Regions from separate parts of the Homo sapiens genome. Here region 2 is linked to region 1. A link is a contact called in ENCODE Hi-C data. All regions are on one chromosome and are shown on one strand. Each heading gives the region's core, a stretch centred on a gene start or an enhancer-like site at or near the end of the contact. The rest is flanking DNA. Distances are from core to core; before and after follow the strand shown.

The links. A loop is a pair of places that touch in the nucleus more often than their neighbours do. Pooled maps may share reads with other maps.
Region 2: a loop to region 1 is called in a map with no recorded cell type, with 6 times the contacts of the local background. The contact joins two enhancer-like sites. A Hi-C loop is called at or near these places in 2 of 37 single-sample maps with no recorded cell type and 2 of 50 pooled maps.

What each region holds. Positions count from the first base shown.
Region 1 is chr10:124,282,574-124,287,944 of GRCh38, reverse strand. No RefSeq gene overlaps it. Among named protein-coding and RNA genes, the nearest start is that of OAT, 130 kb to the left of the region's middle. Within about 2 kb of position 2,269, at least 4 of the 41 ENCODE cell types and tissues checked have a DNase peak (open chromatin) inside an H3K27ac peak, as active enhancers do.
Region 2 is chr10:124,716,601-124,721,971 of GRCh38, reverse strand. All of the region lies in intron 1 of FAM53B (family with sequence similarity 53 member B), which reads left to right. Among named protein-coding and RNA genes, the nearest start is that of FAM53B-AS1, 15 kb to the right of the region's middle. Within about 2 kb of position 2,636, at least 33 of the 41 ENCODE cell types and tissues checked have a DNase peak (open chromatin) inside an H3K27ac peak, as active enhancers do.

The DNA of each region.
Region 1 (5,371 bases), core at 1,020-3,519:
AGCTGGGTAAGCCCTTGCACTGGTGGCTGCAGTGGGGAATGGCCTCCTCTTTCCTGCTCTTCTCCAGCCTTCAGCCCATGCGTCCCAGGAAGCCTCGGTGGGGTCCTGCAGCAGGGTGCTTCCGGGCCTGGGGACCTTCGAGCTAATCTTTGACATTGAAGGGCTTGGTGGGGCTGGTTCTCCTCGCATTTTTATCACTACTGAGTCAAGTGCCTTGGAAAAGATTAAAGAAAGTTCCACCCTTGGCTTTTACTTAATTTCCTTTTGTTCACATCTGCCAACAACTAAAGCAAAGAGGAATTGCCTTCTTGAAGGTGCTCTGGTCCTCAGTTCAGATGCCCACAGAGCTGTCCAGGAGCGCGGGCACCTGGTGACAGGAGACCTCTTAAAACACATCGATGGAGCCCTAATGTGTGCAAGGCCCGGGCCAGGCCCCCCACACCTCCCGTCTTTCAGTCTTTATTGCGATTCACTAGCAAGGCTTTGTTGTTCTACTTCTCAGATGAGGATGCTGATGCCGAGTCCAGTGGCTTACTTTCCCAAGGCCACATGGCCAGTGAGTACCAGAATCAGGGAGGAATTTAGACCTCATGGCTATAAAGCCACACTCCTTCCTGGTTCCTTCTGAGACCAGGGCATGTTAGTGGCATCCTGCCAACCTCTCTGTGAATTTAGGTCTCTCAGAATCTCCTTGTAGTAATAATAATTGTTCCGTCCGGCCCTGCCTGGCAGGATTCTAAGCACTTCCATTTCAGAGGAAACGCTGATGTTTCTGCCTGCCCAAGTTGCTATCATCTATTCTTTGGGAATGGCCCCTTAATACTCCCTTGAAGAAAGCACCCTCTTTTCCTCTGAGTGGGGTTGTGTGGTTGACTCCATCTCCTCTACCTCCCTCAAATCATACAGATTGGTTCAGGAATAGGGATGTGGCCCAGCCCAACCAGTGAGACCCAGCCTTGGAAGTTTTGCTGGAAAGAGTTGCTGTTGCTTTGTGGGGGCTGCCAGGCTGGTAGAAGCTAGAATGCTGGGGAGCATGTTTTCCACCTGCTGGAGGATGTCTTCTCGAGAATAGAGCTGACCTAGGGGGAAAGCAGAGTGAGGTGGAGGGAGGTGAGCTCTACCCATCACTGGAACACCTGGATCCAGCTGAGCCTGAAGTAGGATCATGGACTTTTCAGCTTCATGAAACAATGTATTTTCTTTTATGTTTGAGGCTGCTGGTTTGGGTTTCTATCTCTTCTGTCCAGTCATTCAGTCTCCACTGAGAGGCCCCATAGCATGGTGGTTAGGGAAGATCTCAGAACCATGGCCAACTCTGCTACTTACTACCTGTGTGACATTTGGCAAGTTATTCCATCTCTCTGTGCCTCGGTTTTGCAGATTTGATGCTCAAATCTGTGAGGGGCCACCCCAGGGGCTCCTCCTCCCTCTCTGTTCATGCTCCTGTCCCTGAGCAGAGCCCTTTCCTTTCGCATGCAGTTCCAGGCTCCTGCGAGGCCTCGAGCGGTTTCTCATTCAGACCCGGTCCCCTCATCCCTCCCATGCCCACCTCTAAAGCTCCCAGTGAAAACAGAGCTACCGTTCCCTTCCTGCAGGGCAGGGGCCAGGGCACAGCCACCCCCGCAGTCACTGCTAACCTGTTGGGGTTGGCGATGACTTTCTGTCCCAGCGACAGCAGTTGCATTAAAAAAATGAAAACTCGTTTTTAGCACCAAAGTAGTGCATAGACATAGTTTTCTGTTTTGAAAAGTTCAAACAGCATAAAAGGATGTAAAAATAGAAAATACAAGTTTCTCACCTCCTGGCCACCCCAGTCTTATTCCCCAGAGATAACCACAGCTCGCAGTTCCCTGAGTATTTTTGCCGTGCCTCGGCAAAACCATGTGGCTCTGTTTGCTTCTTTCAACTGAAAATAGCCTTTGGAGAGCCTTCATATGGGCGCTTCCGGCTCTGCTGCACGGCTCGCTTGTGTGTGTGTGTTTTCCTTTAAAAACTGTGGTAAAATATGCATAACAAAAAAATGTATCACCGTAACCGTTTTTAAGTGTACCGTTCAGTAGTGCTAAGTACATTCACATCATTATGCAACCAATTTCCAGAACTTTTTCATCTTGCAAAACTGAAATTTTATAACTGTGAAACAACAATTTCCCCTTCCCACCTCCTCCCAGCCCTGACAGCCATCATTTTACTTTCTGTCTCTATGAATTTGACTACCCTAGAGAGCTCATATATGTGAAACTATAGAGTATTTGTCTTTTTGTGGTTGTCTTATTTCACTCAGTAGAGTGTCTTCAAGGTTCATCCGTGTTGTAGCATGTGTCAGAGCTTTCTTCCTTTTTTTTCTTTTTTTTTTTTTCTTGAGACGGAGTTTCGCTCTTGTTGCCCAGGCTGGAGTGCAATGGCACGATCTTGGCTCACCACAACCTCTGTCTCCTGGGTTCAAGCGATTCTCCTACCTCAGCCTCCCGAGTAGCTGGGATTACAGGCATGTGCTACTATGCCCAGCTAATTTTATATTTTTAGTAGAGACGGGGTTTCTCCATGTTGGTCAGGCTGGTCTCAAGCTCCCAACCTCAGGTGATCTGCCCACCTCAGTCTCCCACAGTGCTGGGATTACAGGCGTGAGCCACTGTGCCTGGTGCTTTCTTCCTTTTTAGGGCAGAATAATATTGTATTGTTTGGATATGCCACCTTTTGTTTATCTGTTCATCTGCGGGCGAACATGTGGGTTGCTCCCTCCTTTTGGCTATTGTGAATAGTGCTGCTATGAACATGGGTGGACAAGTAGCTCTTCTAGACCCTGCTTTCAATTCTTGGGTGTGTACCTAGAAGTGGAATTGCTGGATCATATGGTAGTTCTATTTTTAATTTTTGGAGGCACTGCCGTACTGTTTTCCATAGTGGCCACGCCGCTTTACATTCCCACCAGCAGTGGACAAGGGTTCTAATTCCTCCACATCCTTGCCAACGCTTGTTATTTTCTGGTTTTTGATAGTAGCTATAATGATGGGCGTGAGGTAGTATCTCATGTGGTTTTGGTTTGCATTTCCTAAATGGCTAGTCTTGTTTTGCGTGTGTTTTAAAAGATATAATTATGAATATTTTCAATACACTCAAAAGTAGAGATAGAGCCGCCACCCAGATTCAACAGTTAGTAAGATTTTTGCCCTATTTCCTTTCTCTGTCTCCTGAATGATTTCATAGCAAGCCCCAGACACAAGGTCTCATTGCCGCAGAATCCAATGAGCATTTCTAAAACCCTGGATATCTCCTTACACGCCAGCATCACTATCAGCCTAAGTGTTTCTTTGGTATCACTAATATCTAGTCCATAATCAAATCTCCCTGATTGTTTTGAAAATGCATTGTTTCAGTTTTCATAGGGGCCTTCTAGAAGATCTGTGTCTGAGCCCAAAGACTCTTAACTCCATCAATCTTTCGCGAGACAGGTGGCGGGGAGGTTGGGAGCACAGGACACACAGTCAGATCAGATTTAAATCCTGGTTCTGTTGTTGATTGGCTGCTAGGTGGCCTTGGCAAGGTACTTATCCTTTTGAGCCTCAGTTTGTTAACCTGTGCAATGGAGAGAGCCACGGCATCCATGGCCCAGAGATTAAATGCGATAGCATGTGACATGCTTAGCACTGCCTTGGGCACATAATGAGTGTGCAAGACTTGGGAGCTGCTCCTGTCGTTACTATGACTTCAGTGTAATTTTCACAAAGTCTCACTCCCACAGAGAGTTTTCAGACATCACGGAAGTCCTGCAGGAAGGAGAGCAGAAGGGGCTCCTATGCCTGCGCCCCCATCACAGTGAGTAGAGGGTGCTCCATTGTCCTGGGGTCGGCCTGTGTCTGGGCCCTGTTATTCTCTCTCGAAGACAGAAGCAAGCTGCTGTCCATATGCTCGGCTGCACTGGGCTTAAATAAAAAATGATAAACTCTGCGGCGGGAAGGGGATGGCGTCTTATTTGCAGATCAAATACATTTTGTTAAGATTGGTTTCTGCCATTTCCTCCGCTCTTGATCTGATGGCCTTCTTGGTAATTCAGTAAGTGGTTACTCTGGAGGCTGACAGGCAAATGGGAGCGGGATGGGGAGAGTGGAGCCCGAGGGAGATGGGCACTGTCTGAAATTGATTTATCCTAATTGGGTCCAGAGCCAGCAACCTTTTAGACTGAAAGGGAATCGTGGGTGCTGAGGCTGAAGGTTGCAATAATATTTAGTTTAACCTGAATAATTTTACAAATGGAGAAATGAAGGGTGGGGAGGAGAGAGGGGGTGTCCTGAGGCCCTGCAACCATTTAAAGGTTGAGCAGGGACCAGAGCCCTGGGCAGTCAGACAAGCGCATCCACCTCAGGCCCTGCCTCAGCCGTCCTTATTAGGTGACAGGAGAGAGTGGGCCATGTCCTAACCAGCTGTGTGACATTGGATGCTCTGGGGCTCAGCTTCCCCATCTGCGCAAAGACGAGATGGAGCAAGGAGGGGTCCAGGCAGCTTCTCACATCCTCTGCCTCCCTGCAGGTTAGCCCATTGGTGATAGGACCTTGCCTCTGCAAATTGCCCCCTTACACATGAGCCAAGGTGTACTGGCTTAGAGTTTACCTGGTGCCTTTTGAGTTTTCAGCTTCCTCTGATGGGGCTGTTATGAGGCTTCACAAATGGGACACTAGGTTCTTTGCCAGGTCTGTGTTGCTGATGACCTTGTACCCCTCATTCTTCCTTTGTACTCCCCAGATCTTCATCTAGAAGGGAACGCAGGTCCCAGGTCCAGCGTGGTCACTGGCTAGTTGGGAGAAGTCGGGCAGCCAATCTCTTTCTGAGCCTCCTTGGCTCATCTCTAAGGGCACCAGGAAGTACCAGAGCCCAGGTGTTAAGTTCACAGGCTCTGACTGCTGGGGGCACAATCCTGGCTTGCTGAGTTCCTTGGGCAAGTACTTGGCCCCTCTCTATGACTCAGTTTCCTTATCTATATAATGGAAATAATCATTAGTACCTACCTCATAGGGTCATTGCAGGATGTCCAGCAATACTGCATGCAGACAGCCCAGTACCTGCTTCCAGGTGAGCTCCGTTAGGGAGCCAGTGCTTTCCTGGACAGCAGAGAACTGGGCTTTGCTATGACTTCAGGGGCCAGGTACCGAGCTCTGAACGTCACTGTAGCACCCCTCAGAGCTCGCTAAGAGAGGCCGTGGAAGTGTGACCCATGGAAGGGCATTGCATTCCTTTAGCGAGTCAGAGTTCACCAAATAAGGGTCATGTGGCTTTAGCTCCTCTTATCAAATCCTCAGAGATACAGCAGTCCACGGGCTTCTAAAAAATGAACTTGCAGTTGCCTTTCAAAACCTAGAGGCGTGGGAGAACACAG
Region 2 (5,371 bases), core at 1,387-3,886, 430 kb before region 1:
TTCCACATATTCTCGTAGCCTCTTAGAAAGCTGCGTTTCGTCCTTTGCATGGTGTTGCAGTGTGTATTTATCCTGTCCTTCCTGTTAGGCGGTTAGGCCACTTCCCATCTTGGCTGTGCCTAACGATACGATATGTACTATTTTGCTCATGAGTAGGACAGTCTGCAGGGCAGGCTGATTTGGCACTCACACACGTGTTCACAGGGAGAGTGAGTAAGGAGGATAGAACCGCACGAGGACACAGGCAGGTTATGTTTTACGCTCATCTCTCTAGAGGTTGACTTGTTCCCCCTTGTGAAAGGCAAGTGACTTTAAGTTGGATTCTGCTGAGTCTTGAGGAAGCTGTCTTACTCCTTTACTGTCTCCCATAAGTAAGCTCTGCAAAAGGAGACCTGGCCCAGTGTGGTCTCTGGAAGCAAGGTTCGCCCAGGGGTGTGGTTGGCGTCGCTTGGGGAGACTCCCTTACAGACTGTGACCTTCAGGCCATACCCTGCAGGACAAGGTCAGCTAGAACTGAAGCCTGCAGTGCGGCTCTGCCAGCCTTGTTTGCTGGGGCCTTGTGGATGTGGATGCCACCTCCGGCACTTGCTAGACTTGGGCCTCGTGAACATCACAGTTCTAGTCAGTAGTTTGTTGATTTATTAATAATTGAAGCGAGTAAGAGTCTGTCCAGGCAGGGGACCTGCCAGGATGTGGGAGGGAGAGACTGCAGGGTGACTTTGCACCCATCCCATGAAGGTTGTGATGCAGATTTCTGAACTTTATTTTTTGAGATGGATTCTTACTCTGTCCCCCAGGCTGGACTGCAGCGGCATGATCCAGACTCACTGCAACCTCCGCTTCTCGGACTCAAGCGATCTTCCCACCCCAACCTCCCGAGTAGCTGGGTCCACAGGCATGCACCACCATGCCCAGCTAATTTTTTTGTATTTTTGGTAGAGATGGGATTTTGCCATGTTTCCCAGGCTGGTTTTGAACTCCTGAGCTCAAGCCATCCGCCCGTCTTGGCCTCCCAAAGTGCTGGGATGACAGGTGTGAGCCACCGCACCCGGCCCAGATTTCTGAACTTTAGCGGTCCCAGTTATTTTATCATGCTATTTTTATCAAGATATTTTAATAATACCCTCTGCCTTTTAGTGCATTTTAATTTAGTTTTTATTTCACTCATCCATCAGTTGTTAATAGTTTTCACTTCCATGGGAGGGGACTGTGGCTTATGTATGTTCATGTCTTCAGCCCCTACCATCATCCCAGCAGTCACAAAGTAGTCACTCAGTAAGGGTTTGTTGAATGAATGAGTACAGTTGCCTGCCACGCAGGCTTTTGTCAGGACTGGTGGCATGCTGTTAACTGTTCATCCAGCACACTGGAAACTGGGTTTTGGTGCTTCAATGTCAACCTCTGACCAGTACTTGTTAAATTTCATCAATTCTGATCCCATCCAGTTATTCAGTCGGATAGGGTTTCTTTTTTTGTTTTTACATTTTATGACTTAAAAAAAAATTATTTTCGAAGCTAGGACCTCACTTTATTGCCCAGGCTGGAGGCAGTGGTGTGATCATGGCTGACTGCAGCCTTGGCTTGCCTAAGTGATTCTCTTGCTTCCGCCTCCTGAGTATCTGGGGCTGCAGGCACATGCCACCATGCCTGGCTAATTTATTTTTTGTCAAGACGAGGTCTCACTATATTGCCTAGGCTGGTATTATTATTATTTTTAAGTCTGAGAACATATCTATGCCACCTCCCTTGGGTCTGCTCCTGATCGAGGTGGCCAGTGTTGGTGGTTTGTTTGTTTTTTTTTTTTTTTTTAGATGAAGTCTCTCTTTTGTCACCCAGGCTGGAGTGCAATGGCGCGATCTCGGCTCACTGCAACCTCCACCTCCCAGGTTCAAGCAATTCTCCTGCCTCAGCCTCCCAAGTAGCTGGGATTACAGGCGCCCGCCACCACACCCTGCTAATTTTTGTATTTTTAGTAGAGACAGGGTTTCACCATATTGGCCAGGCTGGTCTCGAACTCCTTACCTCAGGTGATCTGCCTGCCTTGGCCTCCCAAAGTGCTGGGATTACAGGCGTGAGCCACTGTGCCCGGCCGTGTTGGTTTTTTGATGTGTAACTTTTCCTTCTCCTGCACATTTTTGAACTCCATCCAGATGACACTGGGGAAGAACCCCTTTCCACAGCGAGGTGAAGGCCAGTCCACATTTGGTTTGGGAGGTGCATGGAGGAGTGCTCAGAGGCCTGGCTTTAGAGTTTTGCTGCTGACTTAGTGAATGAGCTTCCTGAGAGCAAGGGAAGTACAACCAAGCCTGGTTCAGATGGCTCCACTAGGGGGACAGTGACAGCTATAGCCGCAGCTGGTGTACTTGGCAGTCTTTCAAGCATTTTGGGGTGTGCTGCGGACAAACAATAGAATGAATCTTTGTTTCTGGAGCCTGGGCCATTTCTAACGAGGAAGATGATTACTCATTTTTGGAAGTTGGGTTAACTCTTCCAGAGTCTTTTGACTCTCGCTTAGATCTGTAACGAAAAGCCGAGAAGAGTTCACCTTGGCATCCCAAGGTGTTTGCTTTAAAGCCGGGTGACTCTGGTTGGCTGTGTCATTTCCTCTTTAACACCCCTCCACCCAGGTCTTTGCCCTAAGTCAGGAGGCCTGATTGTCATATCCAGAGTGCTTAGAAGGAAGTGGGGCAAGTGTTTGCAAATGAGGTGCCCCTTTCTTCTCCTGTTCCCCCACCCCCATGGCATGCCAAAAAATAAAGAAGGAGCTCAAGACCCGTTGAGCAGCTGTTCCTCCAAACTTCTTAGATTAATTCCGTGGCCAGTTCTAAGTAATTTAAAGCCAAATGCCTGGACTTAGCTTTGAATTAGGACTTCATGAAGCCTTTCTTCGTCTTCTTCCTTCTTTCTTCTTCTTCTTTTTTTTTATTTTTTTTGTGAGACAGGATCTTTCTCTGTCACTTAAGCTGTAGTGAAGTGTTGCTATCATAGCTCACTGCAGCCTTGACCTTCCTGGCTCCCTACTCAGCCTCCTGTGTAGCTGGGACCACAGGTGTATGCCACCATACCTGGCTATTTTTTAAATTTTTTATAGAGATGGGGATTTCTCCATGTTGCCCAGCTGGTCTTGAACTCTTGGGCTCAAGCATTTCACCTGCGTCAGCCTGCCCAAGTGCAGGGATTATAGGCGTGAGCCACTGCGCCTGGCGGTGAAGCCCTTCTTTGCAGAAATCTCTTTCTCTGCCTTAAGAGGCAAGAATCTGGTGCTATTTTGATCTGTGAATAGACAGATGGCTGTTGTTACACATGCAGCGGCTCCCCCGCCATTGTGCTGTGGCTGGTGGTGGGAGTAGTCTTACTAGAATTTATCCTGCCCTCCAGAACCCTCCCCTGCAGTAGGAGTCAGGTAGATAGCTTTGGCTGTTTGACCTGAGAGGTGCCACAGAGCTCGGGTATACTTGTCATGTGACAGACCCGCCTGGCAGCTTAGAGTCCCTCCAGTTTTGTTTTGGCAGATGATGGCATTCTCGAATGTGTGGTGGAGCTTGCAGCGCGATGTGGGGGTAGAAGGGAGAAGGCGGAAGGCTTACCATGTGATTGATGAGCCTGTCTGATTAATTTCTACAACAGACCCTGTAGGTTGGTAGATATGACTCAGTCAGATCAGGAAGGGGGAAGTCCTGAAGTGTGAGCTGAGGTTAGGATGTGACCTCTGATGAGTGGGTGGCACATGGGCAACCTGGTGCCTCTCGTGCCTATAGCAGTTCTTACAGAGCTTGTTGGGACCTTCTTGCATCACCTGTCATGTCCCAGTGTGATATAGTCTTAGACCGGTGTGTTGGGGCTACCAGCCTGCAGGCCTCCTAGATAAAGAGATCACTGCCCTCGCAGCTGTGTTCCAAGGCCCAGCTGCTGAGAGATTACCTTCCCTCTGTGCAGTGTCTTTGGGGGTTCTGTGAGAGCTGTAGACACCAACAGGAATGCTTCTCCCTGCCTGCTGAGTGACTGGAGCTGCACCGGTAGGAAAGCTGTGTCTGTAGCCTGGGCTGGGGGTGGATTGTCCTGCAGGAGAGGGAGAGTCCGAGAGCTCATAAACATTTTGTAAAGGAAAAGGAGATTCTTGTCCTGAGAGTTGTCCTAGAAGATGAAGATGTCAAAACTGGTCACTGGCTAACTTCCTGGCTCTCCAAGAAACTCCTCTAAATCAGGTTGTTGTTAGCGTCACTGAAAGACACCAAGATGCCCCTGTATGCATAAGGATTGAGCTTGGAAAATGCAATCACGCATACATCCCCATCCTCACCCCATGGATATGTAAGAGAGGGGCAGGTTCTGCAACACCACCTCCCCGCTACCTCGGTCCCACCCATTGGAAGAGTCCCTGTGGCCTGCTCCGACTCTGCTTTATGGGAGGTCATAGCCAGGGCACTTTGATGGCAGCAAGTAAGGATTTGGCCTTTGCCTTTGTCCAGTTTCCTGGGACCTTGAACTGCAGGTCAGGTCTGAGTAGGACTGGAAAGGCCAGCATAGCAGTTGTTCCAGGACAGGCATCATCAGCTTACTGTCCTTTCTTATAGTTCATTCAGTACCTTCAAATCTATTGATTTTCATGCTCTCTCCAGAGTTGCCATTTGCCTGTGACACGTGAGGAAACTGAGGCCCAGAGAGTCATAAAGACCTGGCTGAAGCCACACAGCTGATACGTGACTACAGTTAGAGTCTCACTAGTCAGAAACGGAGCTTATCTGGCCCAGCATCCTATTTGACTCATGAGGGAACTGAGGCTCCGAGGAGGGAAATAACTTGGCAAACTGGGCAGAGCCAGTAAGTGGCACTGTCAAGCCCAGAGCCCCCATCCCCTAAGTCCTGCTTGATCCACCTAGGCCACACAGCCTTTTGTTTGGGTCTTTCCATTTTTGTTTTTAAATCTTTTTTTTCCACCCCTCTTCTGTTGGTTTTTAGTCATGGTTTGAGTAAATTCAGTATACTTATAAATAGGTCCGACTGAAGAACAGGTCATGGTTGTCTTAGGCTAAGTGGCTTAACATGATAGTAGATTATCTTTGGGGCCCGCTGCGGTCCCCTCATTGTCCTCTGGTTCTCTTCCCATTCTTTCCCTTCCCCCGGTTTGGAGCAGAAGGCGGCATCTAGCTCTGTGGCCACTCGGTAAGTGTGAGTTCTCCTCTCTCCGTGCCTCTTGTCCCTCGTCTCCTTCCTTTTGAGTGTGTCAAGCAGCTTCCAGTCTATAGCAAGCTCTTCTTTCATAGTGTTTGTGGGTTAAAAGGACATGAGCGGTCGTGAGAATTATGGGAGTGCCTATAGGAAGCTCGTCCATCAGTTATTTTTCATTGATAAATGGACTCTTGACAAGTCA